Linked DNA regions of Homo sapiens: region 2 is linked to region 1. A link is a loop called in an ENCODE intact Hi-C map of the cell type or tissue named here. Cell type or tissue: Caco-2. All regions are shown on one strand. Links, peaks and the distances in the headings refer to the core of each region. The heading gives the core; the rest is flanking DNA.

Region 1 (15,921 bases), core at 3,530-11,529:
TAGTATCTAACCTTATTTTTCTTTAAGGATTTTATCCTGGAACATTACAGTGAAGATGGCTATTTATATGAAGATGAAATCACAGATCTTATGGATCCGAGACAAGTAAGTTTTTGTGTGCAGCAGAGAGGGGAGGGTAGTTTTTCCAAGTCTTCGGGGAACCCCATTATTGCATGCTTGTGGTCTTAACAGAATCGTGGGTAGATTGAGGTGATGGTTGGGGGGTGCTGGAATCATCCATTCCATTTGCTGCATAAGAAAACTGTAGAAGGAGGCCGGGCACGGTGGTTCACGCCTATGTAATCCCAGCACTTTGGGAGGCGGAGGCAGGAGAATCACCTGAGATCAGGAGTTCCAGACCATCCTGGCCAACATGGTGAAACCCCGTCTCTACTAAAAATTCAAAAATTAGCTGGGCGTGGTGGTGCATGCTGGTAATTCCAGCACTTTGGGAGGCTGAAGCGGGTGGATCACCTGAGGTCAGAAGTTTGAGACCAGACTGGCTAACATCGCAAAACCCCGTTTCTACTAAAAATACAAAAACAAGCCGGGCATGGTGCTACACGCCTGTAATCCCAGCTACTCGGGAGGCTGAGGCAGGAGAATCACTTGAACCTGGTAGGTGGAAGTTACAGTGAGCCAAGATCGCACCACTGCACTCCAGCTTGGGTGACAGAGCAAGACTCCGTCCCCAAAAAAAAAAAGGAAAACCATAGAAGGGGAGAGACCTGCCTCCTGGCAGGGCTGGGACTGGATTCCAGGATTTCTGACTTCCTGCCAGGTTCTTTCCACCCCTCCTAGAGTTTATGATGCCAGCAGTGAGGTCGTCATACTGCAGAAATAGTTACAGGCACCTGCTGGTATGTGCAGGGCACCTTCCGGGAAGGGCTGTCAGCTGTGTCCTCCTCTGCTCATGCCCTCTGGGGTTCTTTTCCTCGCAGGCTTGTCGGACGCCCAGCCGGGATGAGGCCAGGGTGGAACTGCTGATGACATACTTCATCCAGCTGGGCTTTGTTGAGAATTGATTCTTCCCACCCACGCGGCAGATGGGACTCCTGTTCACCTGGTAGGTGCTTGAGGTCTGCGCTGGTGCTTCACGTGTTATGGCAGCCACAGTTTCGGAGCCTCAGCATCACAGACGCCCCTCTGCGGGCACCTCAGCCCCTTTTCCTATCTTGCATTTATCCGGGGTGCACCCCTGTGCACCTCAGCCCCCTTTCCTATCTTGCATTTATCCAGGGAAGTCTAGAAAGATATCAATACATTGGTATTTATTTATGAAGGTGATCCGAGGGAGATGGCCCCAACAGACTGTGGCCTCTTGCTTCTCAGAACAGGTGAGCCAAGGAGAGGAGACATTTTTCTTGCTTGTTGTATCACTGGGGAAGCACAGGGCTCTGAAATGGAATTAGTCAGAAGCAAGATTCTTGTCTCAGATTGGACTGGGGCATGCATGTGTATGTGTGAGTGAGTGAGAGAGAGAGAGAGAGAGAGAGAGAAAATCAGGTCTTGTCCAGTGAGACAAAAGCACCAAACAGAAATAGATCAGGTTTCTTTTGAAATGGGATCTCACTGTGTTGCCCAGGTTAGTCTTGAATTCCTGGGCTCAGGTGATATTTCTGCCTCAGCCTCCTGAGTAGCTGGGACTATAGGCATGAGCTACACACTCAGCTTGGATCAGATTTAAAAAATGGAAGTAGAGGATTTGATTCTTCTCCACAATTGGTATTTTCAGACAAGATCAGGCACGTCAGGGTGGTATGGCCGTAGACCCAATTGGTGTTTTCAAAGATTAGTATACTTTAAATACTTGGGAGCCCGGGTACAGTGGTTTTCACACCTATAATGCCAACACTTTGGGAGGCTGAGGCAAGCAGATCACTTGACCCCAGGAGTTTGAGACCAGCCTGGGCAATGTGGCAAAACCCCATATCTACAAACAATACAAAAATTTGCTGGGTACGATGGTATGCACCTGTAGTCCCAGGTACTCGTGAGGCTGAGGCAAGAGAATCACTTGAGCCTGGGAGGCAGAGGTTGCAGTGAGCCTAGATCACACCACCGCACTGCAGCCTGGGTGATAGGAGTGAAACCCTGTTTCAAAAAAGAAAAAAAAAGGCTGAGTGTGGTGGTTCACACCTGTAATCCCAGCACTTTGAGAGGCCGAGGCAGGTGGATCACGAGGTCAGGAGTTCGAGGCCAGCCTGTCCAATATGGTGAAACCCTGCTTCTACTAAAAAATACAAAAATTAGCTGGGCATGGTTGTGCGTGCCTGTAGTCCCAGCTACTTGGGAGGCTGAGGCAGGAAAATCACTTGAACCTGGGAGGCAGAGGTTGCAGTGAGCCAAGATTGCACCACTGAACTCCAGCCTGGGCAACAGAGTGAGAGTCTGTATTAAAAAAAAAAAAAAACACCAACAACCTAAAAAAAAAGTACTTTGGAGATGCTGCACCCCTTCTCTGAGTGTTTTTAGGAGTGTCAGTGAAAGGAGAGTACATCCTAGAAGGTCGGGGCATATCAGAATTGAATGTTTCTATAGCCGATGGTTGGCTACTGATGCCTTCCTCATTGAAAGCAAAGGAAAGGGGGATGACTTTTCCTAACAATGCACCAGGCTGTCTGCATGGTGAAAGGTGGTTTCTCCTTAGTCATGAATTAGGGAGAAGCTGTCTGCACACCCCTTGGTTCATGAGTAAACTTTAAAACAAGTCCTAGGGCCAGGTGCGGTGGCTCACACCTGTAATCCTAGCACTTTGGGAGGCCGAGGTGGGTGGATCACCTGAGGTCGGGAGTTCGAGACCAGCCTGACAAACATGTCTCTACTAAAAATACAAAAATTAGCCGGGTGTGGTGGTGGGCGCCTGTAATCCCAGCCACTCAGGAGGCTGAGGCAGGACCATTGCTTGAACCCGGGAAGCAGAAGCTGCAGTGAGCTGAGATGGCGCCACTGCACTCCAGCCTGGGTGAAAGAGCAAAACTTTGTCTCAAAAAATAAAAATTAAAAAAAAAATAAATAAATAATACAAGTCCTAGGCTGGGTGTGGTGGTTCACATCTGGAATCCCAGCATGTTGGGAGGCCGAGGTTGGTGGATCACTTGAGCCCAGGAGTTTGAGACCAGTCTAGGCAACACAGTGAGACCCCATCTCTACAAAACAATTAGAGAAAATGTGCCAGGCATGGGTGGCACATGCCTGTAGTCCCATCTCCTTGGGAGGATCAGATGAGAGGATCGCTTAAGCCCAGGAGGTTGAGGCTGCAGTGAGTCATGATCATGCCACTGCACTCCAGCCTAGGCAACAGAGTGAGACTTGGTCTGAAAAAATAAACAAGTAAAACAAATCCTGAGGTTTTAGATTTCAGAAAGAATTATGAGGGGTTAGTAATTGCCATATTTCATTTAGGAGAAGCTATATATATATACACACACACTTTTCTTTTTTTTTTTTTTTTGAGACGGAGTCTCACTCTGTCGCCCAGGCTGGAGTGTGGTGGTGTGATCTCAGCTCACTTCAACTTCTGCCTCCCAGTATCAAGCCATCTTCCCACCTCAGCCTCCCAAGTAGCTGGGCTTAAAGGCACATGCCACCACCATGTATTTTTGGTAGAGAGGGGTTTCACTATGTTGCCCAGGCTGGTCTCAAACTCCTGAGCTCAAGCCATCCACCTGCCTTGGCCTCTAAAGTGCTGGGATTACAAGTGTAAGCCACTGCACCTGGCCCTTTTTTTTTTTTTTTTTTTTTTGAGACGGAGTCTTGCTCTGTTGCCTAGGCTGGAGGACAGTGGCGTGATCTCGGCTCACTGCAACCTCCGCCTCCTGGGTTCAAGTGATTCTTCTGCCTCAGCCTCCTGAGTAGCTGGGACTACAGGTGTGCCCCACCACGCCTGGCTAATTTTTGTATTTTTAGTAGAGATGGGGTTTCACCACGTTGGCCAGGCTGGTCTCAATCCCTGGCCTTGTGATCTGCCTGCCTCGGGCTCCCAAAGTGCTGGGATTACAGGCATGAGCCATCGCACCTGGCGCATTTTTTTTTTTTTTTTATAATTGAGGAACTTACCTGACACATCATTATCACCCAGAGTCCATAGTTCCCATTAGGGTTCATTCTTGTACTTGTGTATTCTGCAGCTTTTGGCCAACATAGAGTGACAGTGATCCATCTTTGCAGTGTCGTACAGAAGAGTTTCACTGCTGGAAAAATCCTCCGTGTGCTCTGCCGTTCCTCCCTCCCTCCCCCTAAGTCCTGGCAACCCCTGATCTTTCTTCTGTCTCCCGGGTTTTTGGCTTTTCAGAATGTTGGACTCACACAGCGTGCTATACAGTAGGTAGCAACGTTCAGGTTGGCTCTTAGTAATGTTTCCTCTGCATCTTTTCAAGGCTTGCTTGAAAAGGCTCCATTTTTAGTACTGAGTAATAGTCCATTGTCTGGATGTCCCATGCTGTGTTTATAAAGTTACCCCATCAGATATTTGTGTGTGTGGCTGTGGCGGTCAGTGCGATTAGTCCTGTCATCTTGCTTGGAAACAAAAGCCTCAGTGCATGTGCATTCTTGAATTTTATTGAAGAAATGAGTTTGTTGTTGTTGTTATTGTCACCCAGGCTGGAGCACAGCGGTGCAATCTCATCTCACTGTAACCTCCACCTCTCGGGTTCAAGCAATTCTCCCGCCTCAGCCTCCTGAGTAGCTGGGATTACAGGTGCCTGCCACCATGCCTGGCTAATTTTTGTATTTTTAGTGGAGACTGGGTTTCACCATCTTGGCCAGGCTGGTCTCGAACTCCTGACTTCAGGTGATCCACCCGCCTTAGCCTCCCAAAGTGCTGGGATTACAGGTGTGAGCCACCACACCCAGCCAACCCAGGAGTTTAACAGCAGTTTGGGTAACATAGTGAGACCCCATCTCTACAAAAATTAAAAAAAAAAATTAGGCAGGTATGGTGGCATGCACCTGTAATCCCAGCTATTCTCATGAGGCTGAGGTGGGAGGATCAATTGAGCCCTAAAGTTGGAGGCTGCAGTAAGCTATGATCACACCACTGCACTCCAGCCTGGGCAACAGAGTGAGATCCTGACTCTTAAAAAAATAATAATAGAGCCAGGCACAGTGGCTCACGCCTGTAATCCCAGCACTTTGGGAGGCTGAGGTGGGCGGATCATGAGGTCAGGAGATCGAGACCATCCTGGCTAAAACGGTGAAACCCTGTCTCTACTAAAAATACAAAAAATTAGCTGGGCGTGGTGGCGGGTGCCTATAGTCCCAGCTACTTGGGAGGCTGAGGCAGGAGAATGGCGTGAACCTGGGAGGCAGAGCTTGCAGTGAGCCGAGATCACGCCACTGCACTCCAGCCTGGGCGACAGAGTGAGACTCTGTCTCAAAAAAAATAAATAAATAAAATAATAATAATAATTTTTTCCACTTGCATCCAAAAGTAGCATTAACTAGCCAAGTAATCTGTACTCCCTGAATGCATTTCTTTCACATAGGTATGACTCCCTCAATGGGGTTCTGGTCAGCCAGCAGAACCTGCTGCTGGAGAAGGCCAGTGTCCTGTTCAACACTGGGGCCCTCTACACCCAGATTGGGACGTGGCGCTATTGGCAGATGCAGGCTGGGCTGCAGAGTGCCATAGATGCCTTTCAGAGAGCTGCAGGTATGTCTCCTCCAGGGCTGACTGGACAGAGCCTTGGCCCCGCCTGGTGGCACCAGGGGACCCCCCACTGAAGAGGGTCTACAGGTCGTCCCCTGCAAGGGCCAGACCAGTCTTCAGCTCTGGTGTAACTTCCCATTAAGAAACTTGCTCTGGCCGGGCGCGGTGGCTCATGCCTGTAATCCCAGCACTTTGGGAGGCTGAGGCAGGTGGATCACGAAGGTCAGGAGATCGAGACCATCCTGGCTAACATGGTGAAACCCCATCTCTACTAAAAATTCACAAAATTAGCTGGGCCTGGTGGCGGGCACCTGTATTCCCAGCTACTCGGGAGGCTGAGGCAGGAGAATGGCATGAACCCGGGAGGCGGAGCTTGCAGTGAGCCGAGATCGCGCCACTGCACTCCAGCCTGGGCGACAGAGCCAGACTCCATCTCAAAAAAAAAAAAAAGAAACTTGCTTGGTGGTTCAGACCTCAGTCTGGGATGGCTGATGTACATGGTGAATCCTGTGGCTGATGATTGATCTTTTCCAGACAAGTGGCCCTGGGATGGCAGTGCATAACTGTTTCTTTCAACACTGTCATGAAGAGCAGAATAACTTTTCCCAAATAGTGAAACTGTAGGCTTCTTTTTCTTGTATTAGGTGTACCCTATCTGTGCATATTACTCTCCGTGCCTTTATTTATTTATTTATTTATTTATTTATTTATTTATTTATGAGATGGAGTTTTGCCCTTGTCGCCCAGGCTGGAGTGCAGTGGCGCAATGTTGGCTCACTGCTTGAAACCTCCCAGTTTCAAGCGATTCTCCTGCCTCAGCCTCCTGAGTAGCTGGGATTACAGGCACTCGCTACCACGCCCGGCTAATTTTTGTATTTTTAGTGGAGATGGGGTCTCACCATCCTGGCCAGGCTGGTCTCGAATTCCTGACCTCAGGTGTTCCGCCTGCCTCAGCCTCCCAAAATGCTGGGATTACAGGGTGAGCCACCGCACCCTGCCCCTCCATGCCTTTATGTCACCTGCATTCTGCCAACTTCTCCAGCATGAGGTGGGTGTTCTCAACCCTTGGTCAAGTGATGCATTCAAAGGATGTCTCATAGCTCAGTTCCCTTCTTCTGGGAACTGTCTTTTGTTATTTTATTTTATTTATTTGTTTATTTTGAGATAGAGTCTTGCTCTTGTCACCCAGCCTGGAGTGCAGTGGCACAATCTCTGCTCACTGCGACCTCTGCCTGCTGGGTTCAAGCAACTCTTCTGCCTCAGCCTCCCAAGTAGCTGGGATTACAGGCGTCTGCCACCATGCCCGGCTAATTTTTGTATTTTTAGTAGAGATGAGGTTTTGCCCTGTTGGCCAGGCTGGTCTCAAACTCCTGACCTCAGGTAATCCTAGTATGAGAACGAGGTGCGGGGTCGAGGAGAAAAGCAACCTAGTGCTTACACCTGTAGAGGACCGGGGTCACCAGACCCAGTGCTGTGGGTGAGCCTGGCACGGCTCACCCTTGCCTACGGGTTCTGCCTTGCTCCCCCATAGCAGGGCCTGTGTCTGGGTCAGACTCCCCGTGGGGATGGATGCAAGAGCAGGGCACAGTGTAGACCACAGTGTGTTCTCCACACTAGCTCTATAGTGTGTTGCCTTCTAGGTTGATCATCGACATTCTGCTTTGGGGTGTGATCCCCTTCCACCCATGTGGATCATTGTTTGATATCACTTTGCCCTGCAAGCTTGTGAAGAACCAGAGCTTTGCCACTTCAACTCATTGTGAAATTTCTGATGTTACAATGATTGGTCCTACCAGCCTGGGCCACACAGGAAGACCCTGTCTCTACAAAATATTTAAAATTAGCCAGGCATGGTGGTGTACGCCCATAGTTCTAGCTACTCCAGAGGCTAAGACAGGAGGATCACTTAAGCCCAGGAGTTTGAGGCTGCAGTGAGCTATGATTGTCAAAAAGAATTTTTTTTTTAATTCAAGAAATAGGCCAGGCATGGTGGCTCATGCCTGTAATCCCAGCACTTTAGGAGGCTGAGGTGGGTGGATTGCTGGAGCTCAGGAATTTGAGATCAGCCTGGGCAACAAGGCAAAACTCCATCTCTACAAAAAGTACAAAAATTAGCTGGGCCTGGTGGTGCATGCCTGTAGTCTCAGCTACTTGGGAGGCTGAGATGGAAGGATCAGCCAAGGTTGTGGTAAGCCAAGATCGTGCCATTGCACTCCAGCCTGGGCGACAGAGCAAGAACCTGTCTCAAAAAATAATTAATTAATTAAAAAAATGAAAGATTGGTCTCTTGGGATGAAGCGATATGCTAAGATTCCAAGTATGAGTTGATTTCTTTTGTTGTAAATCTTTTTTCTGGACTCATCTTTCTGGGGAATCTTAGGCAGGCACTCTGTGTCCTGTCACTGAGATTATAGCAGTGGAGACAAATTATAGATGAAATGAAGCAAGTGGGAGAACAGTGGGGAGGGTGAGGGAACCCCCACGGAGCTCACAGCTCAAAACAGCAGGTGCCATCCCTCCACAGGGTGGGGATTTTTTTTTTTTTTTTTTTTTTTTTTTTTTGCTCAGCAACAAAACCAGAGGACCCAGTTGGATGGGATTCATATGAGAGACTCTATTTCAGTTCCAGATTGATTGTCAGTTAGCGCTTTGGACAGTTAATTTTCTAAACTATAAAGAAGTCAGTGGAAGGCTGCAGCATGAAAATTTCCATTGGAGCAGACGGATTGAGTTTTTTTTTTTTTTTTTTTGAGATGGAATCTCACTCTGTCACCCAGGTTGGAGTGCAGTGGTGAGATCTCGGCTCATTGCAGCCTCCGCTTCCCGGGTTCAAGTGATTCTCCTACCTCAGCCTCCTGAGTAGCTGGGATTATAGGTGTGTACCATCATGCCTGGCTAATTTTTATAATTTTAGTAGAGGCAGGGTTTTGCCATGTTGGCCAGGCTGGTCTTGAACCTGACCTCAGGTGATCCACCCGCCTCGGCCTCCCAAAGTGCTGGGATTAGAGGCATGAGCCACCGCACCTGGCCAGAATAGATCTTTCTTGAGGTCCAGGGGAAAAGCCCTGGACTGCTGAATGACTCAGATCTTATGTGTGAGCCTGGCCGCCTGTGAGCCCCTCAGTCCTTCTGCCTGCTGTCTGCTTGCATCTCCATACCTGTCATGATGGAATTTTGTCCCAGGTGACACAGGAGTTGTGGGGAGCAGGCTGGTTTCTCTACTCAATAGAGATGTAAGTGTTTTGGAAGACAATCCAATTTTAAAAAATTGGGTTAAAAGGCTGGGTGGGGTGGCTCACACCTGTTATCCCAGCACTTTGGGTGGCTGAGGCAGGCAGATCACCTGAGGTCAGGAGTTCAAGACCAGTCTGGCCAACATGGTGAAACCCCGTCTGTACTAAAAATACAAAAATTAGCTAGGTGTGGTGGTGGGCACCTGTAATCCCTGCTACTTGGGGGGCTGAGGCAGGGGGATCGCTTGAACCTGGGAGGCAGAGGTTTCGGTGAGCTGAAATCATGCCACTGCACTCCAGCCTGGGCGCTTATTTATAAATAAATAAATAAATAGTGTTAAAATATACATATATAACTTAAAATGGACTATTTTAACCAGTTTTTTATTATAGTAAAATAACACAGAACATAAAATTACCATTTTAATGATTATCTTAAATTTTTAAAATTTTAAAATTATCTGCCAACCAGAAGCACATTTTAACCATTTTGAAGTGTGCAGTTCAATGGCATTAAGTGCATTTGTACATTCATAGTGTTGTGCAGCCATTACCACTAAACATCTCCGGAAGTTAAAAATTTTTTTTGTTGGTTAGGCAAGGTGGCTCACACCTGTAATCTCAGTACTTTAGGATGCTGAGTCAGGAGGATCACTTGAATCCAAGAGTTGGAGACCAGTCTGGGCAACATAGGCACACCCCATCTGTACAAAAAATTTTAAAATTAGCTGGGTGTGGGGTGGTGCATGGCTGTAGTCCCAGCTCTTCAGGAGACTGAGGTGGGAGGACCTCTTGAGCCCAGGAGTTTGAGGCTGCAGTGAGTCATGATCGTGCCACTGCACTCCAGTCTGGGCAACAGAGTGTGATCTTGTCTCAAAAATAAATAAAATAAATACATTTTTAAAAAGTATATATTTTTTTAAGAGACAGGGGTCTCAGTATGTTGCCCAGGCTGGTCTTGAACTCTTAATGTCAAGCAACCCTCCCACCTCAGCCTCCCTTGTAGCTGGGATTATAGGCAGCAGCCCCTGTGACCAGCTATCTCCGGAACTTTTCCATCTGGATGATGGATAAGCAAAGCTCTGTACTTACTCAGTTAAGCAATAACTTCCCATTGCCCCCTTTCCCAGCCCCAGCTAACCTCTATTCTCCTTTCTGTTTCTGTGAATTTGACTATTCCGGGTACCTTATCTAAATGGAATCCTACAATATTGGTCCTTTTGTGACTGGCTTGTTTCACTTAGCATAATGCCCTTATTTACACTGTACCATATGTCAGAATTTCATTCCTTTTTAAGGCTGAAAAATATTCCATTGTATGGATAGGCCACATTGTGTTTAATCATTCATCTGCTCATGGATGTCTGGGTGGTTTCCACTTTTCAGCTCTTGTGAATAATGTTGCTATTAACACAGGTGTTCAAGTATCATTTAAGCCCCCACTTTCAACTGTTTGGGGATATATATCATAAGAGTGGAATTGCTGGACCATATAATTGAGAATCAAACTTTTTAATATGTTGTAGGACACTGGTTCTTTTTTTTTTCTCCTATCTTTCCTTTTTTTTTTTTTTTTTTTTTTTTTGAGACGGAGTCTGGAGTGCAGTGGTGAGATATCAGCTCACTGCAACCTCTGTCTCCTGGGCTCAAGCAATCCTCCTGCCTCAGCCTCCAGAGGAGCTGAGACTATAGGTGCACGCCATCACACCCAGCTAATTTTTGTATTTTTTGTAGAGACAGGGTTTCACCATGTTGCCCACACTGGTCTTAAATTCCTGATGCAAGTGATCTGCTCGCTTTGGCCTCCCAAAGTGTTGGGATTATGGGCATGAGCCACCGCACCTGGCCTCCTATCTTTCTCTACAGCAACGTGATGAAGTAAATGTAAACCCGAACTAATGGGCAAAACATTTTCCACTTTTAGGGGTTTTAAACTACCTGAAAGAGACATTTACCCATACTCCAAGTTACGACATGAGCCCTGCCATGCTCAGCGTGCTTGTCAAAATGATGCTTACACAAGCCCAAGAAAGCGTGTTTGAGAAAATCAGCCTTCCTGGGATCCGGAATGAATTCTTCATGCTGGTGAAGGTGGCTCAGGAGGCTGCCAAGGTAAGACTCCCTGGTTCCTGTGACTTTGGGGAGTGGGCGGTAAATGCTGGCACAGGAGCACTGGAAGTAGCGGGGCCTTCCCACGGGAGCTTGCCTGTGACCTGGGCATTGTGCCAGCTCCGGCCAGTACTGCTGGCTTGAGTTTTCTTGGCAAGTGTTGGTGTTTCAGATACGGATCACTGATTCCATGTGCAGCTTAACCTAAAAACCAGCATAATGACAGCAGCCTGATCCCCCTGTTAACTGTGACAGTGACAGAATGAGGGGTTGCTTGGAGTTGCTCCCAGATTCTGGAGCAGCCCCTGGCAGGGGCTGTTGCATGAGAAGAAGAAAGGGCTCTTTCTCTGCAAATGGGTTCATGAGGGCCCTTGTGCCGGGCTGCCCCTTCCCAATGCCCCTTCTATTTCAGGTGGGAGAGGTCTACCAACAGCTGCACGCAGCCATGAGCCAGGCGCTGGTGAAAGAGAACATCCCCTACTCCTGGGCCAGCTTGGCCTGCGTGAAGGCCCACCACTACACGGCGCTGGCCCACTACTTCACTGCCATCCTCCTCATTGACCACCAGGGTAAGGCCTGTGGGGTTCAGGGGTTTGGCCAGGGCTGTGGTCCAGCTGCCCCAGGGGTGATTCTGAGCTGAGCGAGAGCTAACTGCCTTCCCTGGAGATGCTCACAGGCTGAAGGCAGAGGATGAGAATGACCCATGACTGAGGCAGCTGCTGCACAGGCCATGGTGGGGTTAGGGGTTATAAGCTTCTTTAGAGAGAGGAAGAGGAGGCACCTTTAATTCTGCCTGTGTGCAAGAGGATGAATTTTCACCTGGAATCTAGAATCTAAGGGAATGCCAAAAATGCTGGCATCAAGATAGGTAACATTTTAAGGTAATATTTTAAAAGAATCCAAATTAATGCAGGCCGGGTACAGTGGCTCACGCCTGTAATCCCAGCACTTTGGAAGGCCAAGGCAGGCAGATCATTTGAGGTCAGGAGTTCGAGACCAGCCTGGCCAACAAGGTGAAACTCTGTCTCTACTGAAAATACGAAAATTAGCCGGGCATGGCGTGTGCCTCTAATCCCAGCTACTCTGGTGACTGAGGCAGGAGAATGGCTTGGGCCGGGGAGGTGGAGGTTGCAGTGAGCCGAGATTGTGCCACCGCACTCCAGCCTGGACAGCAGAGCAAGACTCCATCTCAAAAAAACAAATAATAATAAAATAAAAATTAATGCAAAAAAAATCTGTGATGATCAGAATTTAATTTAATTTAATTTAATTTAATTTAATTTAATTTATTTTTTGGGGTGGGGCTGGAGTGCAGTGGTATGATCATGGCTCACTGCCTTCTTGAACTCCTGGGCTCAAGCGATCCTCCTACTTCAGCCTCCTGAATACCTGGGACTACAGGCACATGACACTACACCAGTTAATTGAAAAAAATTTTTTTTGTAGAGATGGAGTCTCACTATGTTGCCTAGGTTGGTTTCAAACTCCTGGCCTCAAGCAATTGTCCTGCCTTGGCCTCCCCAAAGTGTTGGCATTACAGGCATGAGCCACGGTGCCTGGCCAGGGATTTTTGATCTAATGAGTACTAATCCAGGCAGCCTCCTGAGGAATTAAAAAGACAGCCTCTGGAGCCAGACTTCCTGGGTTCATATCTCAGCTCTGCCATGAATGAGCTGTATTACCTTGGGCAAGTTACTTAGCTGTCCTCTGCCTCGATTTTCTCATCTGTAAAATGGGTATATGGAGAGACTCTACCTCACAGGCTGTCATGAAAATGAAGGGCCTGTATGCAAAGCTCAATAATGCTTTATATGCTGTAGGTTCTCTGAAAGTGTGAGCCACCACTCCTAGTACTATACAGTCTATTAGGTGAGACAAGATGTGGAAACAAATAGAAATACCATATAGTGCCTTGGTGATTGCTGCAGAGACACAAATGCAGCAGAAGGTGGACTCCATGGTGCAGTCATTGATGGCTTCTCAGAGGCGGTGACATTTGAGTTCAACTTTTCCATCTGCACAGGAGGGCAGGGTCAGCCTAGAGGGAGTAAAGTGTCTGAGCACAGGAATAGAGGCCGAGGGTGCTGGGGAAGTGGAGAGTGGTTTTGTGAGGTTTGAGAGCAGGATATGCACCAGGGAGGGTGTGGTTGAAGCAGGAAGGGGCTGTGCTGCAGGTGTGCAGGCCTGCAGAGGGGTGCAGGCCTGCAGAGGGGTGCAGGCCAGGCATGACAGGGTCTGGGCTATGCTAGGAGGTTCTGTGTGGTGGGTGAGTCAGAGGAGGTAGCGTGTGGGGGCTCAGGGTCAAATTATGAACCTCACCGGGTGTGGTGGTTCACACCTACAATCCCAGCACTTTGGGAGGCCGAGCTGGGTGGATCATGAGGTCAGGAGTTCGAGACCAGCCTGGCCAAGATGCTGAAACCCCGTCTCTACTAAAAATAGAAAAATTAGCTGGGCATAGTGGCACGTGCCTGTAATCCCAGCTACTCGGGAGGCTGAGGCAGGAGAATCACTTGAACCCGGGAGGTGGAGGTTGCAGTGAGCCAAGATCACCCCACTGCACCCAAGCCTGGGCGACAGAGCAAAACTCCATCTCAAAAAAAAAAAAAATTCTGAACCTCTGGAGCATGACTGGTTCCAATGAGCAAGAGCTTCGGGGTAGCCAGGCATGGTGGCTCACACATTTGATCCCAGCAATTTGGGAGGCTAAGGCAGGAGGATCATTTGAACCCAGGGGTTTGAGACCAGCCTGGGCAATGTAGCAAGACCTCATCTTTACAAAAAAATTTAAAAATTGGCCTGGCATGTGGTGGTGCATGTCTGTAGTCCTAACTACTCAGGAGGCTGAGGTGGGAGGATCACTTGAGCCCAGGAGTTCAAGGCTGCAGTGAACTATGATTGTGCCATTGCACTCCAGCCTGGTGACAGAGTGAGACCACACTCCAACCTGAGTGACAGAGTGAGACCGTCTCAAAGAAAAAAAAAGCTTGAGGGTCAGACTGCCTGGGGTGTGTCCAGGGGCAGAAAGGAGAGCGAGGATCCCAAATGCCTTGTGAAACTGCAGAAGAAAGGAAACTAGAGACATGGTAGAAAGAGAAATCTCTATGTGGGTCTGTGGCCAGATCCATGAGAGGGGATTTAACCTGTGGTTCTCTTTGCAGTGAAGCCAGGCATGGATCTGGACCACCAGGAGAAGTGCCTGTCCCAGCTCTACGACCACATGCCAGAGGGGCTGACACCCTTGGCCACACTGAAGAATGATCAGCAGCGCCGACAGCTGGGTGTGTGTCCCTCTGCATCCACATGTGGGTCCCACTTTGTGCCCAGCTGATCCTGCTCACAGACAGCCACAGAGAGGTCCCTGAAGAGGGCCTGGGAGAGGGGGGTGTTCCAAGTCATCGTGGCCACTTTGGGTTCAGAAGTCATGAGGTGCAGTCCTGAGCCTCAGAGGGCTTCCCAGGCTGTGTTCTCATGGGTTCCATAGCACCCAGGCCTCCCACTGTGGAGCCAGGACTTTAACCATCTCCCTTGGGGTCCATAGGGTGGCCTGTATCATGCTAACAGGGAAGGAAACGTTTGTTGATTTCTTTATGCATGGCTGAATTACCAAGAACACCTAATGACTGGTAATGAAGTGTCCTGGTTTGGTCTCTGCCATGTCTCAGTGTGACTATCTCTTCCCATGTGCAGACCTCACCTCCACCACCCTAATCTGCCCCCACGCACACATACGCAGCTTCCCCGTCTCAGTGATGGCAACTCCCACCCCTCTAGGTGCTCAGGCCAGAAACCTTGGACTCACTCTCCACTCTTCTTTTCTTTCCTCCTCTTTCCCCTCCTCTCCCCTCTGCTCCCCTCCCCTCCCCTCCTGTCCCGTTCTCTCCCCTCCTCTTCCCTCCCCTCTGTTACCCTCCCCTCCCCTCCTCTCCCCTTCTCTCCCCTCTCTTCTCCCCTCCCCTGCTCTCCTCTCTCCACCGTCCTCCCTCTCCTCTCTCCTCTGTCCTCCCTCTCCTCTCCTCCTCCCTCTCCTCCCCCCTCTCCTCCCCTCCCCTCTCCTCCCCTCCTCCCTCTCCTCTCCTCCCCTCCTCCCTCTCCTCCCCTCCCTTCCCTTTCTCCCCTCCCCTCCCTTCCCATCCTTCCCCTCCTCTCCTCTCCTCCCCTCTCCCACCTCCCCTTCACTCCCCTTTCTCCTCCTCTCCCCTCCCCTCTCCTCTCATCCTTCCTCCTCTCCCCTCACCCTTCCCCTCTCCCCTCATCCCCTCCCCTCTCCCCTCATCCCCTCCCCTCTCCTCCCCTTTTCTTGTTCCTTGTTGCTTTCCTTTTCTTTCCCTTTCCTTTCCTCTCCTTTATTCTTTCTTTCTTTCTCTCTTTCTCTCCTCCCCATCTACCCTTCTTCCCTCCTTTCCTCTTTCCTTTTCTTTCATTTGCTTTCTTTGACAGCGTCTTGCTGTCCCCCAGGCTGCAGTGCAGTAGTGCAATCACAGCTCAGTGCAGCCTCGAACTCCTGGCTTCAAGTGATCCTCCTGCCTCAGCCTGCTGAGTAGATGGGACTATAGGCATGCACCACCATGCCCGGCTAATATTGTAAAAAGGTTTTTGTAGAGATGCCGTCTCACTATGTTGCCCAGGCTGGTTTTGAACTCCTGGCCTCCAGCGATCCTCCTGCCTCTGTCTCCCAAAGAGCTGGGTTTACAGGCACGAGCCACCACACCTAACCTCTTGTCTTACTTTCTCACCCTACATTTGATTAGCAAATCCCTTTGGCTGTACCTAGAAGACACACTCAAATCTGGCCACTTTAACCCTGCTGCCCTGGTGGAAGCCACATGTGTACAGTGCTTATGTAAGAAACATTTACTCACTTAAACCCCACGCAACACTATGAGGTGGGTCTCATGGCATCCCCATTTTACAGCTGAGGAAACTGAG
Region 2 (15,921 bases), core at 4,533-12,532, 49 kb before region 1:
CCATGTTTAGTGCTTCCTTCAGGAGCTCTTGTAAGGCAGGCCTGGTGGTGACAAAATCTCTCAGCATTTGCTTGTCTGTAAAGTATTTTATTTCTCCTTCACTTATGAAGCTTAGTTTGGCTGGATATGAAATTCTGGGTTGAAAATTCTTTTCTTTAAGAATGTTGAATATTGGCCCCCACTCTCTTCTGGCTTGTAGAGTTTCTGCTGAGAGATCCACTGTTAGTCTGATGGGCTTCCCTTTGAGGGTAACCCGACCTTTCTCTCTGGCTGCCCTTAACATTTTTTTCTTCATTTCAACTTTGGTGAATCTGACAATTATGTGTCTGGAAGTTGCTCTTCTCAAGGAGTATCTTTGTGGCGTTCTCTGTATTTCCTGAATCTGAATGTTGGCCTGCCTTGCTAGATTGGGGAAGTTCTCCTGGATAATATCCTGCGGAGTGTTTTCCAACTTGGTTCCATTCTCCCCATCACTTTCAGGTACACCAATCAGACGTAGATTTGGTCTTTTCACATAGTCCCATATTTCCTGGAGGCTTTGCTCATTTCTTTTTATTCTTTTTTCTCTAAACTTCCCTTCTCGCTTCATTTCATTCATTTCATCTTCCATCGCTGATACCCTTTCTTCCAGTTGATCGCATCGGCTCCTGAGGCTTCTGCATTCTTCTCGTAGTTCTCGAGCCTTGGTTTGCAGCTCCATCAGTTCCTTTAAGCACTTCTCTGTATTGGTTATTCTAGTTATACATTCTTCTAAATTTTTTTCAAAGTTTTCAACTTCTTTGCCTTTGGTTTGAATGTCCTCCCGTAGCTCAGAGTAATTTGATCGTCTGAAGCCTTCTTCTCTCAGCTCGTCAAAGTCATTCTCCATCCAGCTTTGTTCCGTTGCTGGTGAGGAACTGCGTCCCTTTGGAGGAGGAGATGTGCTCTGCTTTTTAGAGTTTCCAGTTTTTCTGTTCTGTTTTTTCCCCATCTTTGTGGTTTTATCTACTTTTGGTCTTTGATGATGGTGATGTACAGATGGGTTTTTGGTGTGGATGTCCTTTCTGTTTGTTTTCCTTCTAACAGAGAGGACCCTCAGCTACAGGTCTGTTGGAGTACCCTGCTGTGTGAGGTGTCAGTGTGCCCCTGCTGGGGGGTGCCTCCCAGTTAGGCTGCTTGGGGGTCAGGGGTCAGGGACCCACTTGAGGAGGCAGTCTGCCCGTTCTCAGACCTCCAGCTGTGTACTGGGAGAACCACTGCTCTCTTCAAAGCTGTCAGACAGGGACATTTAAGTCTGCAAAGGTTACTGCTGTCTTTTTGTTTGTCTGTGCCCTGCCCCAAGAGGTGGATCCTACAGAGGCAGGCATGCCTCCTTGAGCTGTGGTGGGCTCCACCCAGTTCAGGCTTTCCAGCTGCTTTACCTAAGCAAGCCTGGGCAACGGCAGGCACCCCTACCCCAGCCTCACTGCCGCCTTGCAGTTTGATCTCAGACTGCTGTGCTAGCAATCAGCGAGACTCCGTGGGCGTAGGACCCTCCGAGCCAGGTGCGGGATATAATCTCGTGGTGCGCCGTTTTTTAAGCCCGTTGGAAAAGTGCAGTATTCGGGTGGGAGTGACCCAATTTTCCAGGTGCCATCCATCACCCCTTTCTTTGACTCAGAAAGGGAACTCCCTGACCCCTTGCGCTTCCCAAGTGAGGCAATGCCTCGCCCTGCTTTGGCACGTGCACGGTGCGCGCACCCACTGACCTGCACCCACTGTCTGGCACTCCCTAGTGAGATGAACCTGGTACCTCAGATGGAAATGCAGAAATCACCCGTCTTCTGCGTCGCTCACGCTGGGAGTTGTAGACCGGAGCTGTTCCTATTTGGCCATCTTGGCTCCTCCCTACCTCATCATTTTTCATCTCATCATTTTTCATCTCATTTAATCTCATTTCATTTCATCTCATCATTTCAGCTCATCATTTCATCTCACCACATCTCTTCATTTCATCATTTCATTTCAACATTTCATATTTCATCTCATCTCATCTTTCAATTTCATTTCAATACCATCATTTCATCATTTCATTTCATCTCATTTCATTATTTCATTTCATCTCATTTCAATTCATCTCATCATTTTATCTCATCATTTTTCATCTCATCATTTAATCTCATCATCTCATCTCATCATTTCATCTCATTTCATCATTTCATTTCATCATTTTATCTCATTTCATCTCATTTCAATTTCATTATTTCATTTCATTTCACTTCATCTCATCTCATCTCATCATTTCATCTCATCTTATCTCATTTCATCTCATTTCTTCTCATCTCATCTCATCATTTCATCATTTCATCTCATTTCATCTCATCTCACCTCATCTCATCATTTCATCTCATCATTTCACCTCATCCTTTCAGCTCATCATTTCATCTCATTTCATCTCATCTCACCTCAGCATTTCGTCATTTCATCTCATCATTTATTTCATCTCATTTTATCTCATCATTTCATCTCATCTCATCTCAATTCAATTTCCTTTAATTATTTCATTTCATCTCATCATTTCATCTCATTTCATCACATTATTCATCTCATCATTTCATCTCATCTCATCATTTCCATTTCATTTCCATTTCATTATTTCATTTCATCATTTAATTTCATCATCTCATTTAATTTCACCTCATTTCATTATTTCATTTCATTTTTTCATTTCATTATGTCATTTCATTTCATCTCATTACATTTCATCTAATTTCATTTCATATCATTTCATCTCATCTTTTCATCTCATTTCATCTCATCATCTCATCAACTCATTTCATCTTATCTCATCATTTCATCAACTCATTTCATCTCATCATTTCATCATTTCATCTCATCATCTCATCAACTCATTTCATCTTATCTCATCATTTCATCATTTCATCTCATCATTTCATCTCATCTCATATCTTCTCATTTCAATTTCATTTCATTATTTCATGTCATCTCATCTCATCATTTCATCTCATCACATCTCATCATTTCATCATTTTATTTCATAATTTCATCTTATCATTTCATCTCATTTCATCTCATCTCAATTTTATTTCAATTTCATTTCATTATTTCATTTCATCTCATTATTTCATTTCATCAGTTCATCTCATCATCTCATCTCATCTCAAATTTATTTCAATTTCATTTCATTATTTCATTTCATCTCATTATTTCATTTCATCAGTTCATCTCATCATCTCATCTCATCTCATCATTTCATCTCATTTCATATCATTTTATCTCACCATTTCATCTCATCTCATCATTTCGTCTCATCTCATTTTATGTCATCATTTCGTGTCATCATTTCATCACATCTCATCTCATCTCATCTTTTCATCTCATCATTTCATCATTTCATCTCATCATTTCAACTCATTGCATCTCATCTCATCATTTCCATTTCATTATTCCATTTCATCATTTATTTCATTTCATTGTCATTTCATCTCGTCACATTTCATCTCATCTCATCATTTCATCTCATCATTTCATCTCATTATTTCATCTGATTTCATGTTATCATATCTTGTCATCATTTCATCTCACTTCATCACATCTCATCTCATCATTTAATCTCATCATTTAATCTCATTTCATCTCATCATTTCATCTCATCTCATCATTTCATCATTTCATCTCATCATTTCTGCTCATCTCATCATTTCCATTTCATTTCCATTTATTTCATCATTTTATTTCATCATTTCATTATTGCATTTCATCTCATTTCATTATTGCATTTCATTATGTCATTTCATTTCATCTCATTTCATTACATCTCATTTCATCTCATTTCATCTCATCATTTCATCTCATCTCATCTCATCATCTCATTTCATCTCATCATTTCATCTCATTTCATCTCATCTCACTTCATCATTTCATCTCATCTCATTTCAATTTCATCATTACATTTCATAATTTCATTATTTCATTGCATCTCATTTCATTATTTCATCTCATTTCATCTCATTTTTCATCTCATCATTTTTCATCTCATTTCATCTCATCATTTCATTTTATCATCTCATCATTTCATCTCATCATTCATCTCATTTCATCTCATCATTTTATCTCATTATATCATCTCATCTCATTTCAATTTCATTATTTCATATCATTTCATTTTTTCATTTCATTTCATCTCATCATTTCTTCTCATCATTTCATCTCATTTCATCTCATCATTTCATCCATCATCTCATCATTTCATCTCATTTCATCTCATCTCATCTCCTTTCAATTTCTTTTCAATTTTGTCATTTTGTCTCATCATTTAATCTCATCATTTCTACTCACCATTTCATCTCAAAATTTCATCTCATCATTTCATCTCATCTCATCATTTAGTCATTTCATCTCATCTCAAGTCATATTATCATTTCATCTAAGTGAAATGACGTAATGGAATCATGAAATGAAATGGATAGGATGCCCTCAGTGATGTTAAATTTAAAAATTGTTTTCATGTATTCATTTGTATATTTACATGTATTTATATTTATATTTACTTATATTTCTTTTTACTTATTTTTATTTATGTTTTTACTTATTTCTTTATTTATAGACAAGGTCCTGTTCTGTGGCCTAGGCTGCAATGCAGTGGTGCATTCACAGTTCACTGCAGCCTTGAGCAAACCTCCCACCTTAGCCTCCCGGGTAGCCGGGACCCCAGGTGCGCACCACCACACCTGGTTAATATTTTATTATTTGTAGAGATGGAGTCTTGCTATTCTGCCCAGGCTGGTCTCAAACTCCTGGGCTCAAGCAATCCTCCTGCCTCTGCAACCCAAAATGCTGGGATTACAGATATGAGCCACAGTGCCCAACCTATTTATTTATTTATTTATTTAATAAAGAAAAGGTCTCAATATGTGGCCCAGGCTGGTCAACTCCTGGACTCAAATGATTCTCCCAACTTGGCCTCTCAAAATGTTGGGATTACAGGTATGAGCCACCATGCCTGGCCTAAAAATAATATTATATTTTTGTATTATATAATTTTCAATTAGGTAATATGAATACTCTGTACAGGAAATACGCCCTTAATTACATAGGAATAAACATTTGTTACACTGAGAAAAATCTAATAGAGCTAAAAATAAAAATTAATTTGGAAAGTTCATTAGATACTCATACATTCTTACGTTTATACATTCTTTCATATATTCATATACTCTTTTAACAGTATCAATGGTTTGGAGTTATGTGTACAAAACCATGACCTATATGTAATACAACTAATAACAAGCACTTACAATTCAAGGCATATTATATACAAAGCTTTAACTTCTCATCATCAGATTTTTTTTTCTTTCTGTTTTGGCAGATACTATGAACACAACATTCAACTCACAGACACCATGGAGCCCTTACTAAGCATAAAGTACTGTGAAAGGCCAGGGCTAGGACAGAACTGAGACAGGGCCAGGGATAGGACAGAACCGGGGCAGGGTCATGGACAGAGAAAAACCAGGGGCAGGGTCATAGCCAGGGACATGAGAGGACCAAGGCCAGGGCCAGAAGTAGGGCAGAACCAGGGCCAGGGCAGGGACATGGCAGGGCCAGGGCCATGGCAGGATCAGGGTCAGCAGAAGGCCAGGGCAGGGCTAGGGTAGCACAGGGCCAAGGCAGGGCAGGGTCAGTGTAGAGCAAGAATGGGCCAGAGTATGGCAGGGCAGGGACAGGGAGGTCCAGGGCCAGAGTCAGGTCCAGGACATGGACAGGGCAGGGCCAGAAACATGGCAGGACCAGAAAGGGGACAGGGCAAGGGCAAGGCCAGAGAAGGACCATGGAAAAAACATGGCCAGGGAGGGTCCAGGGCAAGGGCAACGCCAGGGCAGAACCAGAGCCAGGGCAGGCCAAAGGCAGGGCCAGGCCAGGGCAAGGTCAGGGTAGGGCAGGGCCAGTGTAGGGTGAGGGTAGGGCCAGGGCGAGTTCAGGGCCAGGGTAGGACTAAGATAGCACAGGGCCAGTGCAGGGCCAAAGGAGGGGCCAGGGCCAAGCATGGCCAGTGTGGGGCCTGGGGATTGTCAGGGCCAGGGCCAGGGTCAAGACTGGGCCAGGGGCAGGGCCAGGGAGAAGGCAAAACCAGAGAGGATCCAGAGCAAGAGCAGGGCCAGGGCAGAACCAGGACCAGGATAAGGCAAAGCCAAGGCCAGGGCAGGGCAAGGCCAGGGCAGGGCAAGACCAGGGAAGGGCAAGGCCAGGGTAGAAAAGGCTAGTGTAGGGCCAGGCCAGGGTAGGAGAAGGCCACGGTAGGGCCAAGGCAGGGCAGGGCTAAGGTAGCACAGGGCATGGCCAAAAACAGGGCAGGGCCATAGCAGTGGCAGGACTAGCAACAGGGCCAGGGTAAGTGCTGGACCAGAGCATGGTGGGGACAATACAGGTCCAGGACAGACGATGGCAAGGCAAGTCCAGGGCCATTTCATGGACTCGGTAGGCCTGGGGTCAGGCCAGGTCAGGGCAAGAGCAAGGCCAGGGAGAAGGCAGGGCCGTAGCCAAGGCAGTGCCAGGGCAGGGCAGGACCAGTGCAGGGCCAATGCAGGGTGAGGGCAAGGCCAGGGCATGGAAGGGGAGGGCAGGACCAAGGAAGGGCCAGGAGAGGGCCACGGCAGGGTCAAGGCCAGAACAAGGGTACGGCTGGGGTCAGGAATATGGTAGGACAAGGGCTGGGCCCAGGCTGGGACATGCAGGGCAGAGCATGGCCTGTGCAAGGCACGGCCAGAGCCAGGCCATAGAGATGGGAGGGCAACACCAAGGCAGAGTCAGGGTAGATCCAGGGCTGAGCAGAGTCAGGGCAGGTCCAGAGTCGAGGCAGAGCTAGGGCCCAAGCAGGGCCATGGCAGCGCCAGGGCAGAGGAGGGCAGGGCAACGCAGGACTGGACCATGGTAGTGCCTGGTCAACTCCGGGGCAGGGCCAGAAGCAGGACAGGGACAGGGCCAATGCTCAGGCCAGGGACAGGGCATGACAGAAGTGCCAGAGCAGGGCTGGGCCAACGTTGGGGCAGGGCAAATCAGACCAGGACACCTCCAAGTCCAGCTCTGGCCCTGCCTTGGCCCTGGCCCCTTCCTGGCCTGACCTTGTCCCTGGCCCTGCCCTATCCATGCCCTGTGTGTTTGAGCAGTGTTTTATAACCAGAATCCTACAAGAAACTTAAATCAGCTCTTTTTGTGCATTTTTAGTAGAGATGGGGTTTCACAATGTTGCCCAGGCTGGTTCCAAACTCCTGAGCTCAAGCCATCTGCCTGCCTTGGCCTCCCAAAGTGCTGGGATTACAGGAGTAATCTGGCCAAGTATTTAACTTCTTTATGCCTGTTTCCTACATTTGGAAAATGGGGATGCTTTAAGTACCTAGCATGTAGAATTATTGTGAGAATCAATGCCTCACATATTTACATATTGATAAAATTATACTCATAGAATACTACTGGAAGCAAAGATAGTATTAGTTAAAATTTAGTGATTATTTACTGCAAATATTATTACTATTACAAACAACATAGTATAGACATTATTACTACTACTGTAGTTATCTTAAAAATCTAAAATAAAAATTTTACATAACAGCCTAACGTAATCTCTCCTGCTCTGCCCCGGCTCAGCCCTAGTACCAGCTCTGCCCCTAGTCCTACCACATTCCTGGCCCTGACCCTTCCCTGGTCATGCCGCTGCCTTGGCCCTTCCCATCTTCAGGCCTTACCATGGCCCTACCCTGGTCCTGACCCTGGCCCTACCCCAGAGAAGGGGTATGGCAGAGCCAGGGAAGCGCCGGGGAAATAAGGGACAGGACACATCCAAATCCAGAAAAGGGCCAGGGCCATGACAGAGCCAGGGCGAGTCCTTGGCAGGGCCAGGTTCCAGGCCAGGGCCAGGAAAGGGTCATGGCAGGGTCACTGTATGGCCAAGGTCCAGGCCAAAGCCAAGGCACAGGCAGGGTCAGGCCTGCATAAGGGCAGGACGAGAGCCAGGCCATAGAGTAGGGCAAATGCCAAGCCAAGGCCAGGGTAGTGCCAGGGCTAAGGCAAGGTCAGGGAAGGTCCAGGGCTGCGTCAAGGCTAGAACCAAGACGGGGCAAAGGCCGGGGCAGATCTAGGGCACAAGCAGGGCAGGCTAAGGCAGGGCAATGGCAAGACCAGGCCATGGCAGGGCCAGCCCAGGATAGAACAGGGCACAGGCAGGGCAGGGCCAGGACCATGGCTGGGGCAGGACAAGGACCAGGACCGAGGTCCAGGCCAGGGCAAGGGTATGGCCAGGGCAGAGGTAGGGCCCGAGCCAGGGTCTGGGCAGGACCAAGGCAGGTCTATTGCAGGGCCAGGGTTCAGACCAGGGCCAGAGCAGGGCTGGGACAGGGCCAGGGCCAGAACCAGGAAAGGGCAATGTCAGAACAAGGGCCATGGCAGGACCAGCAACGGGGCTGGGGCCAGGACAGGGACAGGGACCGGGTCAGGGCCAGGGCCAGAATAGCATGCCAGGGTAGAGCCAGGCCAAATTAGGGCCAGGACAGGGTCAGGACCAGGGCTGGGCCAGGGTATGGCCTTAAGTAGTGAACGGCCAGGGCCAGGGTCCATGCCAGTGCCAGCCTCGGTCCAGGGCAGAGGCAGGGCCATGGCCAGGTCAAGGACAAGGCTGGGGCAGGGCCAAGGTCTGGGTCAGGGTCAGCACAAGACCAGGACAGAGCCAGGGGAGGGACAGGGCCATGATAAGACCAGGTTAAATCATGGACAAGACACCTGCAAATCCACTTCAGGGCCAGGGTCAGGGCAGGGCCAGTTCAGGGCCAGGGCCAAGACAGGGCCAGGGCCAGGGCTGTCAGGGTCATTGGCAGGGCAAGGGCCATGGCAGGGCCAGGGTCAGGAGCAAGGGTCAATGCCAGGCTAAGGCCACAGATAGGACCAGGTCTGTGCTAGGGCCAGTGTGAGGGCCAAGGCAGGGTCATGGCAGGGCCAAAGGGAGGGCAGGGCCAGGGCAGGGTGGAGCAGGCCCAGGGTAGCACAGGGTTAAGGTAGGGCATGACCAACCAGGGCAGGTCTATGGCTGGGGCCGGGGCAGGGCCAGGGCCAGGGCAGGGCCAGAGCCAGGGCAGGGCCAAGACAGTGGCAGCTCCAGGGCAGGGCCAGGGTTAGGACCACGGACATGTCCAAGGCCAGTGCCAGGGCAAGGGCAAGGGCAGGTGCAGGGCCAGGTTCATCTAAGAACCAGGGACAAAGCCAGGCCCAGAGCTGGGCCAGGACAGGTACCTGGCAGGGCTAGGGTCTGGGACAGGGCCATGGCAGGGCCAGGGCCACAACCAGGTCTGTGCTATGGCCAGGTCCAACAGAGTGGCCAGGTAAGGCTAGGGTGAAGGCCAAGGTAGGGCCAGGGCAGGGTCAAAGCCAGGCTAGGGCCAAGGCAGGGCCAGGACAGGCAAGACAGGGCCAGGAAAGCATAGGGCCAAGGCAGGGCAGGGCCAGGGAACAGCCAGGGCAGGGCCAGGGCCATGGCCATGGCCTGGGCAGGACCAGGTTCGGGGCAGGAGCAAAACAAGGACACGGTCAGTGCAGGATCTTGGCACAGCCAGGGTCCAGGACAGTGTCAGGGAAGGGCCAAGGCAGGGTCTGGGCCATGGTAAGACCAGCAACAGGGCTGGGGCTAGGCCAGTGACAGGACCAGAGTCAGGGCAAGGGCCAGAGCAGTGCAAGGCCAGGGTAGGGCCAGGCATTTCAGGGTCAGGGCCAGGGGAGAACCAGGGCAAGGTCTCAAGCAGGGAAGGGCCAGGGCCAGGACAGGTCCAGGGCAGGGCCATGACAGGGCCAGGGGCTGCGTTAGGGCAAGGGCAGAGCCAGGGCAAGGTAAGGGTCAGGGCCAAGGCCAGGGTAGGGACAGGGCAAGAAATATGGCAGGACCAGGGGCAATGCCAAGGCCAAGGCTGGGCCAGGGCTGAGCCAGGGCTGAGTCGGGCAGGGCAGGGCAGGGCATGGTATGGCCAGTGCAGGACAGGACAAGAGCCGGTCCACACAGAGAGCAGAGCTGATGCCAAAGAAGAGCCAGGCTAGTGCCGAGGCTGAGGCAGTGTCAGAGCATGTCCAGGGCAGGGCCGGGGCCAGGGCCAGAACCGAGCCAGGGCACAGCCAAGGCAGGGTAGGGCAGGGAAATAGCATGGCCAGGTCAGTACTGGGACAGGGCAGAGCAGGGCAAGGCAATGGTAGCGGCAGGGCAGGGACATGCCAATGCAGAGCTATGTTACGCCGGGGCCAGGACACCTCGAAGTTCACTTCAGGGCCAGGGCTATGGCAGGACAAAGACCAGGGCCAGAGTCAGGGCCAGGTCTGTGCTAGGGCCAGCTCCAGAGCAGGGCCTAGTGAAGACTAGGGTGAGGGCCAAGGTAAGGCCAGGGCAGGGTCAAAGGCAGAGTAGGGCCAGGTCAGGGTGATGACACATCCAGAGCACAGCAGGGCAGGGTGATGGCAAGACCAGGGGCAGACCACTGCCAGCTCAGGACCACGGAAAGGCCAGTGCAGAGCCAGGAAAGGGTCTGGGTCTGGGTCAGGGCCAGGAACAAGGCAGAGCAGGGCCAGGGCCATGGCAGAGTCAGGGCAGGTCCTTGACAGGACCAGGTTCCAGGCCAGCAGCAGGGCCAGGGCCTGGATAAGGGCAGGGCCAGGGATATGGCAGGACCAGGGCTAGGGTCAGGGCCAGGCCATAGTGAGGGCAGGGCAAAAGCCAAGGCAGGGTCAGGGCAGGTCCAGGGAGCGGCCAGCACCAAGCAGGGCCAAGGCACAACCAGCACAGGGTAAGGCAGGGCAATGGCACCACTAGGCCATGACAGGGCAAGGTCAGTGCCAGGAGAGGGTAGAACAGGCAGGCCTATGGTGGGGCCAGGGCAGGGATGGGCCAAAGCAGGGCCAGGACATGTCCAAGGCCAGGTCAGGGCCAGAACAGGAGCAGGACCATGACCATTGGCAGGGCCAGTGCCATGACAGCACCAGGGTCAGGACAAGGGGCAGGGCCAGAGCCAGGGCCAGAGCCAAGGTCAGGCCAGGGCAGGTTCAGGGCAGGGCCAGTGCCAGGGCAAGACCAGGGCAAGGACAGGGTAGCACAGGGCCAAGACAGGGTCAGGATGGGACCAGAGTAGGACAGGGCCGAGACAGTCCAGGTAACAGTAGGGCAGGTACAGGGCAAGGCAGGGCAGTACAGGGTCAGATCCACGGCATGGGCAGGGCAAAGCCATTGCCAATGCGCCAGCCCTCCCTACAAGGCTCCTACCACCTGGCCACTGCTGCAGCCCGTCCATTGCTGTAAGCCTGACCCCCAACCCTGGCTGCAGCCACCTGCCCTCCTAGTGCGGCCGCTCTCCTACCACTCTGGTGCACTGCAGTCTCCGTTGATGCCACCCTCCCGCAGCGAGGCGAGCCGTGGTGTCGCAGGCTCTAGGTGTCTCCTCCTCCTCCTGGCATGGAGCAGCTGGGCGGGCAAAGCCAGAAAAGCCTAGAGGAAGATGTGAGGGGTGGAAGGGTTAGAGCCTCACCTTGTCATGCCAGCCACTGGGTGGCAGGGGCCAGTTTCAGCAAAGGCACTCACACCCACCCTCCAAAGTCCAGCCTCTCCCTTTGGCCCAAGCTGGCCAGGAACTGGGGTCTGGGGTGGGTGCTGGAGACACCACAGCACCCAGCTCCCCACTCCACAGGAACCATTGGGCCCACCAGGGCTGCACTCCTCAGGGAGTAGGAGAAGCAGAAAAATTCAGACCCAGACAGCCCTCCGCACCCAGGTGCCAATTCCTGTTCCGGACGCCTCCACACACAGGGCCCTGTCCCCCGTGGTGTCCCCAGGGGTGCCTGGCAGCCTCTGAGGCACAGACCCAGAGTGCACAGGCCCAGGAACCACGGTGGGTGTGGGGGCTCTGCCACGCTCAGGATTCCCACGCAAACGCTGTGCGCCTGCCGCACCCCAGTATGACCAAGAGTGGGTCGCTCTCTGGAGTGTGGAGTCAGGGAGAGGAGAACCACTCCTTCCTTGGATGCCAACTCTGCTGACCGCCGCCAGCAGTGCAGCCCCTGATAGCACTGAACTCACCCCTCTCCACGGCTAGTCCTGCCCTCAATAGCTCCCCCCACCTCCATCCCCCAATGCCACCAGTAGCGTATACCTGATAGTGCCCTAACCTGTCCTTCTCCATGGGCATTGCAGTCCCAGAAAGCACCCATAACCCACCCTCCCTGCCATGTGCAGTGAAGCCCTGTACAGTGCTACCAACCAGTACCCCTAATGCAGGCAATGACACCCTGGATAGCGCCCCCAACCCACCCCACACTGCGAAAGGTGCAGCCCTGGATAGCCCCTGTCCTACCACTTTGGTCGTGCTGCAGTCTCTGTCACCGCCACCACCAACCACAGTGAGGCAAGCCAGTGGGCCACAGGCTGTAGCACCCAGCAGCCAGGCATGGAGCAGCTCTCGCTGATGGCCGGCTCCTACCACTCTGACCACGCTGCTGTCTCCGTGGCCATCTTCTTTGACTACAAAGGAATAAAACTAGGTATCAATAAGAAGAGTAATTTTGGAAACAATACAATCACATGGAAGTTAAACACTACCCTCCTGAATAAATGACTAGTGGGTCAATGAAGATACTAAGACAGAAATTCAAAAATTTCATGAAACAAAGGGTAATGAAAACACAGTATACCAAAACTTGTTATGCAGAAAGCAGTACAAAGGCAGAGATTTACAGCTATAAGTGCCTACCATCCAAACAAAAGAAAAACTTTAAATAAACAATACATCTTAAAGAACTATTAAAGTAAAAACAAACTAAACCGAAAATAAGAAAATAAATAAGATCATAGCAGAAATAAAATTGAAATAAAAAACACATATGATTAAATGAAAAGTTGGTTTTCTGGAAAGCTAAACAAAATTGACAAACTTTTAACCAGGCTAACTAAGAAAAAAGAGAAAAGATTCAAATAAATAAAATCAACAGATTAAAAAAAAGGAGACATTACAACTAATACTTCAGAAATTCAAAGGATCATAACTGGCTATTATATGCCAATAAATTGGAAAGCCTAGTAGAAATTGGCAAATTCCTAGATGCATACATCTAGGAATACACCTACTTAGGTTGTATACACCTACTTAGGTTGAATAATGAAAACATCCAAGACCAAAACAGATTGGTAACAAGAAATGAGATTGAAGCCATCAGAAAAAGTCTCCCAGTAAAGAAAAGCCCAGGAACTGATGTCTTCACTGCTGATGGCTTCACAACAAACAATTTAAAGACCTAGTACGAATCCTACTCAAACTATTTTGAAAAACAGGAGGGAATACTTCCAAACTTATTCTATGAGACCATTATTACTGTGCTACCAAAATCAGACAAAGGCATCAAAGAAGGAAACTACAGGCCAGTATTTCAAATATTGATGCAAAAATCCTCAACAAAATACCAGTGAATCAAATTCAGTAATACATTAAAAAGATAATTCATCATGATCAAGTGCGATGTATCCCTGGGATGCAAGGGTCACTCAACATACAATGTGATACATCATATCAATCAAATAAATGACAAAAACAGTATGATCATGTCAACTGAAACTGAAAAAGCATTTGGTGAAATTCAACATCCTTCATGCTATTAATCCTCAAAGAAACGGGTACAGAAGAAACATACCACAACATAATAAAAACTACAGGAAAGACACCCACAGCTAGAATCATATGGAGGGAGGTCCAGGCTGCAGTGAGCTGTGATCCCACCACTGCACTCCAGCCTGGGCAACAGAGTGAAACCCTGTCTCAAAAAAAATATGTAAAAAGAGGTATGAGCCTCTTTTATAGGTGCAGTGACTCACATCTGTAATCCCAACACTTTCTGGGAGGCTGAGGTGAGAGGATCTCTTGAGGCCAGGAGTTCAAGATCAGCCTGGGCAACACAGCGAGACCCTTTATCTACAAAAAATTTTTAAACATTTGCCAGGTGTGGTGGCACGTGCCTGTAGTCTTAAACAATTATCATATGACCCAGATAGTCTATTCCTTAGGGATATACCCAAGGGAAATGAAAATATACATCCACACTAAAATTTGTACACAAATGTTCATAGCAGCATTGTTCATAATAGCCAAAAATTGGAAAAAAAACTCAAGTGCCTATCAACAGAGGAACTAATAAAATATGGTATATCCATTCAAAAGATTACTCAGCATTAAAAAAGAATGAAGTGCTGATATACGCTACAGCATGGATAAACCTTGAAAACACTGTGCCAAGTGAAATAAGTCAATCACAAAAGACCATATGTAGTAAGATTTCATTCTGTGAAACCTCCAGAAGAGCTAAACTCAGAGACAGAAAGTAGGCTAGTTATTGCCAGGGACTAGGGGAAAAGGGAATAAGGATGACTGCTAATGGGTATGGGATTTCTTGTGGACTGATGAAAATGGTCTGAAAGTATCTAGATACCTGTCTTGTTTGTGCGATTCTGTGAATATATTATAAACCACAAAATTCTGCACTCAAGGGGTTGATTTCATGGTAGGTGAATTTATCTCATTTATCTTTATCTCAATAAAGCTTTTTAAAGACACTTTAAAAAGACATATCTGTATAAGCTACAAAAATAACATACTGAGAGACTAAAATGCCTAATTTTTCCATTTTTCTTCTTCAGCGCAATCTCAAGTCCAAAAGTCTTTCCTTCCTATATATGCGTATTTTGTCCAGTGAAACAAGACACTCTATTAATTTTTTATTAGAAATAAAAAAAAGCCAGGTGTGGTGGCTCACAGCTGTGCTTCCAGCTACTCAGAAGGCTGAGGCAGAAGGATCACTTGAGGCCAAGACTGGGAGTTCAAGACCAGCTGAGGCAACACAGCTAGATCCTGTCTTTAAAAATATTTTTTAGGCCAGGCACAGTGGTTCACGCCTGTAATCCCAGCACTTTGGGAGGCCAAGGAGGGCAGATCATTTGAGATCAGGAGTTCAAAACCAGCCTGGACAACATGGTGAAACCCCATCTCTACTAAAAATATAAAAATTAGCTGGGTGTGGTGGCAGGCACCTGTAGTCCCAGCTACTCGGGAGGCTAAGGCAGAAGAATTGCTTGAGCTGGGAGGGTGGAGGCTGCAGTGAGGCCAAGATCATGCCATTGCACTCCAGCCTGGGTGACAGAGCAAGACTCCGTGTCAGGGGAAAAAAAAAAAAAAAAAAAAATATATATATATATATATATATATATATTTATACACACACACACACACATATATTTATATATTTTTTAAGTTAAAACCCTACTGAAATGAAACTAATAAAATAAAATTCAACTTAATTAAAAAACAGTTCCTGAAATATTAATTTTCAAACAATTCTATTTTAGCTTTGACTCTGAACAAAATATAAACCTCAATTTCAAAATGTCACAAAGATTGGCTGGGAGCAGTAGCTCATGCCTGTAATTCCAGCACTTTGGGAGGACGAGGCAGGTGGATCACTAGAGGCCAGGAGTTCCAGAGCAGCCTGGCCAACATAGGGAAACCCAGTCCCTACTAAAAAAATACAACAAAAATTAGCCGGGTCTAGTAACCCCAGCTACTCAGGAAGCTGAGGCATTAGAATCACTGGAATCTGGGAGGTGGAGGGTGCAGTGAGTGGAGATCATGCCACAGCACTCCAACCTGGGTGGCAGCCTGAGATTCTGTCTCAAAAAAATAAAAATAAGGCCAGGTGCCATGGCTCATGCCTGTAATCCCAGCACTTTGGGAGGCCAAGGTGGGCAGATCACTTGAGGTCAAGGAGTTTGGGACCAGCCTGGGCAACATAGTGAAACCTCCTCTCTACTAAAAATACATAAATTCGCTGGGCATGGTGGCACACACTTGTAATGCCAGCTACACCAGAGGCTGAGGCAGGGGAATC

The links. A loop is a pair of places that touch in the nucleus more often than their neighbours do. Peaks named below come from ENCODE experiments on the same cell type or tissue, not always from the same donor. Only the 100,000 strongest peaks of a DNase experiment are listed, where the experiment ranks them.
Region 2: it touches region 1 in a loop (5-fold over the local background); 3 of 110 quality-filtered maps call a loop at or near these places.

The regions. Positions count from the first base shown.
Region 1 is chr15:20,247,017-20,262,937 of GRCh38, reverse strand. It overlaps the pseudogene RHPN2P1. Among named protein-coding and RNA genes, the nearest start is that of FAM30B, 240 kb to the right of the region's middle. In Caco-2, for the core only: no CTCF peak of the experiment used is centred there; no DNase peak of the experiment used is centred there.
Region 2 is chr15:20,296,977-20,312,897 of GRCh38, reverse strand. LOC124903442 reads right to left here. Exons shown (of 5, transcript XM_047433398.1): 2 at 12,348-12,514; 3 at 11,358-11,485. Among named protein-coding and RNA genes, the nearest start is that of GOLGA6L6, 240 kb to the left of the region's middle. RefSeq lists enhancers at 5,342-6,308, 6,309-7,277, 7,766-8,643, 10,443-10,942. In Caco-2, for the core only: no CTCF peak of the experiment used is centred there; DNase peaks (open chromatin) are centred at 8,107, 9,447, 10,907, 11,247 and 11 weaker places.